Regions from separate parts of the Mus musculus genome. Here region 1 is linked to region 2. The links are chromatin contacts, found by Hi-C or POLR2A ChIA-PET in ENCODE. All regions are on one chromosome and are shown on one strand. Each heading gives the region's core, a stretch centred on a gene start or an enhancer-like site at or near the end of the contact. The rest is flanking DNA. Distances are from core to core; before and after follow the strand shown. Region 1 holds the start of Treml2 (triggering receptor expressed on myeloid cells-like 2). Region 2 holds the start of Ccnd3 (cyclin D3).

What was found. A loop is a pair of places that touch in the nucleus more often than their neighbours do. ChIA-PET counts read pairs that join two places held with the same protein, here RNA polymerase II (POLR2A).
Region 1: a loop to region 2 is called in a map of regulatory T cell, with 4 times the contacts of the local background. The contact joins the promoter of Treml2 here to the promoter of Ccnd3 in region 2. A Hi-C loop is called at or near these places in 1 of 37 maps with a recorded cell type or tissue (regulatory T cell). POLR2A ChIA-PET finds 5 or more read pairs at or near these places in 1 of 5 experiments (embryonic stem cell).

The regions. Positions count from the first base shown.
Region 1 is chr17:48,298,683-48,302,074 of GRCm38, reverse strand. Treml2 (triggering receptor expressed on myeloid cells-like 2) reads right to left here and starts at 2,037. Exons shown (of 5, transcript NM_001033405.2): 1 at 1,479-2,037. The coding sequence starts at 1,548.
Region 2 is chr17:47,591,144-47,594,983 of GRCm38, reverse strand. It overlaps Ccnd3 (cyclin D3), which reads right to left and starts at 1,517. Exons shown (of 5, transcript NM_007632.2): 1 at 1,132-1,517; 2 at 35-250. The coding sequence starts at 1,329.

The sequences.
Region 1 (3,392 bases), core at 788-3,287, 710 kb before region 2:
CGTATCTCGAGCAGGGTAGGCAAGCACTCTAACCACTGAGCCACACCCCTGCCCCTATTGGATACCTTTTAAGTAGCACTCTCCATGGTCCTTAATTTTTAAATACCCTATATTAACACACAGATTAAGCACACCACACACACTTAAGTCCCATGGATGAGCCAGCCAACAGATACAGTATTCACTGTCCATCCAACTTTTTGTCATCGGGACTTGACTTTGACATCTGTAGATGCACCAGGCAAATCATGGCTGTGCCAGGATGCTTGGGGCCTGCGGACCACAGGCTGGCCATGGATGGTAGAGTCTCTATACCTAGGAGTGAGATGTGGCCCAAGCCTGTAATAGCATGAAGGAGACTGAAATAGGGGGATCCTGAGTTTAAGACTAGCCTGGGATACCTAGTGAGATCAGGCTAGCCTGGAAACAAAATCCCATCTCTAATTTGTACCTGTAACACCAGGGATGGGTTTGGGGGGGGGGGCAGGGAAGGGGGAAGGGGATGGACTGGAGTGCATACACGTGTGTGTATAACACACACAGAGAGAGAGAGAGAGAGAGAGAGAGAGAGAGAAAGAGACAGAGACAGAGAGACAGAGAGAATGAATATGAATGAAGACATGAATGAGTTCTGTGCCCTTCATAATCCAGTCTGTTGAAGAAAGCAGAGCAGGGCAATTCAAGAGATGGAGGGAGGGAGAGGGTACAGTGAAGACCCAGAAGCCACCTGCCCTTGTTTCCAACAGCTTGTAGCTGAAGCTCTAAGGTCTGTTCCTCCCTTGCCAAGTAAACAGAACAGAACAGGCCTCGAATTCACCTCGGCTCAGCCCAGGGTTTCGAGACCCTTCTCCCTGCAGAGTGGCAGAGACCTGGAAGAAGCCTTTTGGGGTCCCAGGTTCGTTTGTGCCCATGTATTTTCTGTCACTTGGTGAAGGGAGGGTTTGCCAGCCCTTACTCTAGCCAGAACAGAACAGGAAGTGGTAAGCGGTTGCCTCGGCAGTCAGGAAGGTCGAAACCAGTGAGCCCCTTGCAGAGTAGCCTCTAGTTGGGAAGGGCCTTTGGGGATTGGTTCCCTTCCAGTCAGAGCTGAGGGACCGGATGTGGCATCAGCATTCCGAGAAAACGAAATTTAAAGTGTGCAGACTTGATACAAGAACTCATACTGGCACCAGTCAGACAAAGGCCAAACAGAGGTCATTTCTGTGAGAAAATTAAATGCTCATTCTTCGTTACAAGGGAACCCACTAGATGAAGGCCAATATAGAGGATACAGCTACATCTTAGCCTGTCTAAGCTCTGCCTGGGGCCAGATATTAGCAGGGGACATTCTCACTGGTCTCTGGTAAAGACCGGTCAGCCCACCCTCCTTCCCCAACCCACAAAACATTAAGATAGTGGAACAAGAAGAGGCAGTGTGGGGTAGACAGGGGAAGTAGTCTTTCTCTTCTACCAACCCCACCCCCACCCCTGCCTCTCACCTGAGACACAGCCCTGTAGCCACAGCAGCAGCAGCAGCAACAGCAGGAACGTAAGAGGCCATGGCTCCATCCAGATGCAATGTCACAGTCAGCCCGGGGATCGAGGGGCAGGACCCACACTGATCCCAGGCATGCCACCTGACCTCCCAGGGTTGGACGGCAGGCTCTGAAAAACCACAGTTGCCTGTTTGGGGAAGTGAGCCCCTGTGGCACACAATGCCCCCAGTGGAGCCTATCACAATTGTGGGGAGAGAAAGTGAGGGTGAGGGCGAGGGCGGGAGCTGTCTGTTTCCGCCCTCTTCCTCAGAACTTCAGGCAGGTGTGGCTGCTCCACCCTGTCTTGGGGCCCCTGGGCCAGAGAAAACTCCAGAACCCCACAATGTCTGTGATTCTCTGCAGAAAACTGGATCCATCTGGGGTGTCTCCTCATTCACAGCAGCTGGTCCTCCACTCGGGGAACTGGAGGAGAGGCTTCTGGAACATTCTGTAGAGACTTCATGGGATCTTCTGGGTTCTGAGATTCAGGAGCAGGTGCTCTCTGGCAGGCCTTGACATACTCCTTCAGAAGGAAGGTCTTTAGTCTGGTAAAATGGACTCCTTCAGTCACCCTGACCCTCCTCTGTCCAGGCTAGTCACTTCAGTCACTCCTGCTCACAGTTGCAAATAACCTCTCACGGACTCACGTGCGGGCTTATTTTTGTCATGGGGGAAACAAGATGCAAATTTTAAAATTCTCTCTCTCTCTCTCTCTCTCTCTCTCTCTCTCTCTCTCACACACACACACACACACACACACACACACACACACGTGCGCGCAGCCTCTCCCTCTCCCCTCTCCTCCCCTCTCCTCTCCCCTCTCCCCTCTCCTCCCCTCTCCTCCCCTCTCCCCTCTCCCCTCTCCCCTCTCCCCTCTCCCCTCTCCCCTCTCCCCTCTCCCCTCTCCCCTCTCCCCTCTCCTCTCTCCCCTCTCCCCTCTCCCCTCTCCCCTCTCCTTCTCCCTCTCCCTCTTCCCGTATTTCCCTGGCTCTGTTTTTCCTGGTCCTAAGTCACCCAGCAATTTTCTCTAGCCTTCCACTGCTCCAAGGCTTCCAGGCTTCTTGAAGTGAGGTAAACCTTCCCCTCCCCCACCTCCTCTCAAATGACCCCGCCCTCAGAGCCCCTCCCTCCCCTTGTTCTGCAGGCTTAGGCCACCTTGGAGCACACAGTTCTGTCTCTTCAACTTCCTCCCCTCAACCATATCTCTCTTCTACAGCCACCCGGCTCTAGCTAAAATGACCCAGCATTTGGCCCAAGACTCCACCCATCCCTCTGTCTCCAAAGAATCAAAAGACTCTACTGATGTCCAACAGCTGTGCAACCTGCTCTTGTGGATTATGGAGGCTCAGGGGACTCCGTGATTATATGGGATCCCTCTACTTGTTTAGGACACTGAACAAAAAGTTCTGCCATTTGCACAGCCAAAGTCTTTACACGAACTTGAACTCCCAAGTCCCAGACCAAAGGAATTGTAGTTTTGCTCTCTTCAAATTTCTCACATTTTAAACTCATTCATTCATTCATTCATTCATTCATTCATCCATCCATTCATTCATTAGTTCTTACAGTGTGCTTGCTCTGCATGGCCCTGAACACTATGGGGAAAGGATGAAAGGGCTCTGATGTGACATTCAAAGGGACACTGAGACACATTATCTTTTGAGGGAGAGAAATGTATTTAATACTGTGAACAGAAGTTCCTGGAAAGATCTGCACCTGATGTTGAACCTTCTAGGAGGCTGACTGACTGACTAGAATGTCAGTTGACACATTTAGGACTCTGTTTTCTGTTTGTGAAGCCCACGCTGCTCCAAGCTGCCCCCACCTTGGCTGCTCAGCCAAGATGAATTGTACCCTAAACTGCACTCCCAAACCAAT
Region 2 (3,840 bases), core at 268-2,767:
GGGCGGGGGGGGGGGGGGAGGATTCCGCACGCACCCGCAACTGCCATGGAGCCACAGCCTGGTCCGTATAGATGCAAAGCTTCTCAATAGTCAGGGGCGTGGTTTCGCGCAGCTTGGAGGCCAGCAACAGGCAGACGGTACCTAGAAGCTGCAATTGCGCCTTTCGGGTGGGGACGCAGGACAGGTAGCGATCCAGGTAGTTCATAGCCAGAGGGAAGACATCCTCCTCGCAGCGCTGCTCCTCACACACCTGAGGGAGGGCGCACGAGTCATTGCTAGGGAAGGACCAAGTGAAACACGGCAGCGTGGAGAAGTGGGGGTGGGGGGTGGAGGGAGAGTGGAATGCGAAGCAAAAAATAAACCGAGAAGGGATAAACTTAGAGCGACAAGTATCAATAACCGAGGAGGATGTGCCCTCCCCAAGGTGACCCCCCCACTTCCTCTGCATGGTCTCTTCCCCACCCCGGAGTAGGGGGTGTAAAAGAGAAGCCCATGCTCACGAAGGATTCCAGACTCCCCTCCCCCACGGCGAGCGGAAGGGGGACGGAAGGGTCACCTAGAGAGAATTGGGACCTTACCCTCATTACCGCCACCCACTGCACACACACTCCCAGGGGGAAGGGAGGGAACTCCTGCCGCGGTCTCCCGCACTTTTCATTTCCCTGTGGACCGGAACCGAGCCTGCGCCACCCCCACCCACCAGTTTCCCCCGCCAGAACCCCGCGATAGACACAGGAACCAGTTCTGGGGCTAAGGCGGCCGAGGCCAGGGTTTTCCAAACGCGCCCTCCAGAGAGCACCGGGTGAAGAAGGAAGCAGGAGACACCGAGGAAAGCCACTGGGGAAAGAGTGGCCCTTAGCCCGCTTTCCCGACCCAAAGTGAAGTTTAGTTACAGTGCCAAGTGACTGGAAATCACAGAAGAAGCCGATCAGGATTGGGGAAAGGAAAGGGACAGAACGCAGGCAGCTGCTTAGGGCGCCTGTGTGAAAAGGCCAGGCCCCAGTAGTCTGGGCCGCCAAAGCATCTTGCAGATTGTGGTCGGGATCGCAAAGATCCGACAGGGAAAGTTCAATTTGTCCCAGAGCCGGGGGTGGGGGTGGGGTGAGGAGAGGGGACCCGTTCGGGCCTTACCTCCAGCATCCAGTATGCCAGCATCTTCCGCATGTGCGGCTTGATCTCCTTTTGCACGCACTGGAAGTAGGAGGCTCGCGGCACGTAGCGCTCCTCCAGGCGGAGTAAACTCTGCAGGACACGCTGGTCCCCAAGCAGCCGCGGGTCGGGCCCGGCCCGGGGCGCGTGCCGGGTGCCCTCGCAACACAGCAGCTCCATCCTGCGATGGCTCACGGGTGAGAGCAAGAGTGCGGGTTAGCGAGTCCTAGGAGAAGCGACGCGCGTGAGGGAGAGCGCGGGGTGCGGGCGGGTCTGGCGCTGGCGCTGGCACTGTGCGGAGAAGCCCCAGCCCGCCCGCCACCCGCGCGCACCGCTTCCCTGACAGGCGCCCCGCCCCTCGCGACGATGTAGCAACCGTGGAATGCTCCTACGTCACAACGTTCTAAGGGGCGGGGCCGCAGTCGGAAAGGGCTGGCGGGCGCTATACCCTCCCTCCCTCCCCGCAGCCCCATTGGTCCGCTGGGCTCCGGCCCGCACGCTTCCGGGCCCTCGGGTCCCTTCTGACCAAGAGGGTAGAGAGAACTTTCTGGAAGGGTGCCCTCTTCCCCATCAATGGGCCCCGTCGCGATTCTAGCCACCCAGGAAAGAACTAGGCGCCAAAAGTTATTCCTTCGTGTATACGTCATATTTCATTGCTCTAGGGAATGTGGTCATAACTTTGTACATAGTTGGGTCACTCCTACCCTAAAGTGGCTTCTAGGAATGGCCTCGAGTTGGGCTTTATTTTGCAGACCATGATACTGAGGCACAATAGTAGCTGCAAAGATCTCATTGTTGGTCCGTCGGGAAACTTGACTTAGAATCTCGTCTACTTTAACGAATTGCGCAGATCTGCAGCAGCATCTGGGAGCATGTAGTTTCTGTCCGATTCAATGGCTCAGAGGGTAAACTATCCTGGCATCAAGTCTGGCAACCTGAGTGTGATCCCTGGGACCCACATGATGGAAGAGAAGAGAGCAACTCCCATAAGCTGTCCTCTGACTTCTACACCAAGGCTGTATGTAGCATGTGCGCACACACCTTCATGCACATACACAACGAAAATAAAAAGCAAAAGAAGAAATGCAGTTTCTCAGGTCTGCTGAATGGGACACTGCGTTGCACCAACGGAGGTGTGAGCAGTGTTGGTCAAAATCAGCATATAAAAAGCCATTTGGTGCTGGCTGTGGTGGAGCAAGCCAGTAATCTCAGACCCAGGGAAGTGTTGGCTTAACACCAGGATCCACTATCCACTATACAGACAATTCAAGGCCTGCCTAGAGTCTCTCTCTCTCTCTCTCTCTCTCTCTCCACACACACACACACACACACACACACACACACACACACACACACGGTGGCAGGGGGTGGGCTGCAGATATATCTCAGGTGGTAGAGCTCTTGCTTAGCATGCTCAGAGCCCAGGGCTCAATCCCCAGCACTGCAGAACCCAGAAACGATCAGAAGATTAAGGTCACTGTCTGCTTCCTAATGAGTTCAGGAGCAGCCTGGGCTATATAAGATTTTATCACAAAACCAAGCAAACCAAATGATAATAGCCCATGGAGAATTCCAGGCCAGCCAGACCCATGTCAGATGACTCAAATAACAAGGAAGGAAGGAAGGAAGGAAGGAAGGAAGGAAGGAAGGAAGACAGGCATGACAGAGCACCCCTTTAATCCCAGCACTTTGAAGACAGAGGCAAGCAGATTTCTTTGAGTTCAAAGCCAGCCTAGTCTAAATAAGAGTTCTAGGTCAGGAGGAGCTAATATCATGAGACTATGTCTCAAAAACAAAAATCAAGGGAAAAAAGGATGTAATAAGGAAGGCAGGAAAGAGGAAAGGAGGGAAAGAAAGAAGAAAGCCCACCACTAAGACACTGCTCTCTCTGCTCAGCCCAAGTGAGCCCCAGGAAAGCACAGGACAATATATAAGCAGTGAGATCCATCTACACACTAGTCTACACACTGGACTATGCACTGGTCTACACACTAGTCTACACACTGGTCTACACACTAGTCTTGCGCTGAGCAAGGGGTCAGAATCCACATATGGGGATGGCTTTTCATACAGGAAGGAGGCATGATGGGATTGCTTCAGTCACAGAAGGTCACTGCCCCAGTGGTTTCTCTCCTCGTTGAAACAGTTTGTCTTATTTTATAGCTGACCTCGAATTCTCCAGCTTCGTGCCTCAGTTTCCCAAGTGCTGGGATTACAAATTCGTACCACCATGTTTATACATCAAGCTTTACACTTAACGAATGAGGGAGGGGACACTTTTTGAGACAAGGGTCTTACGGCACCCAGGCTAGCTTTGAATTTAGTATATAACTGAGGCTGGATCTGATCTTCCTGCTTTTACCTCCCAATTGCATGCCTTACCCACACTAACATTCTGTTAGTTTTATGACACGGGTTCTCACTATGTAGCTCTGACATTTATAGACCTGACTCTATGTAGCTCTGACTCTAGGTAGACCAGAATAGCCCCCAGCTTGCAACAATCCTACTGCCTCTTCCTCTCAAATATTGAGATTACAGGAATGCACCACCAAACTTCCTGTCCTGAAGGGCAGAGATAAAGTCCCGCGTAGCTGTGTATCCTCTGGACACAACAACTGGCTGTGAGTACCAACAACAGTAACAGGTCTTCATGTACACATACCATGTCCAAGAACTGAACATATCTGA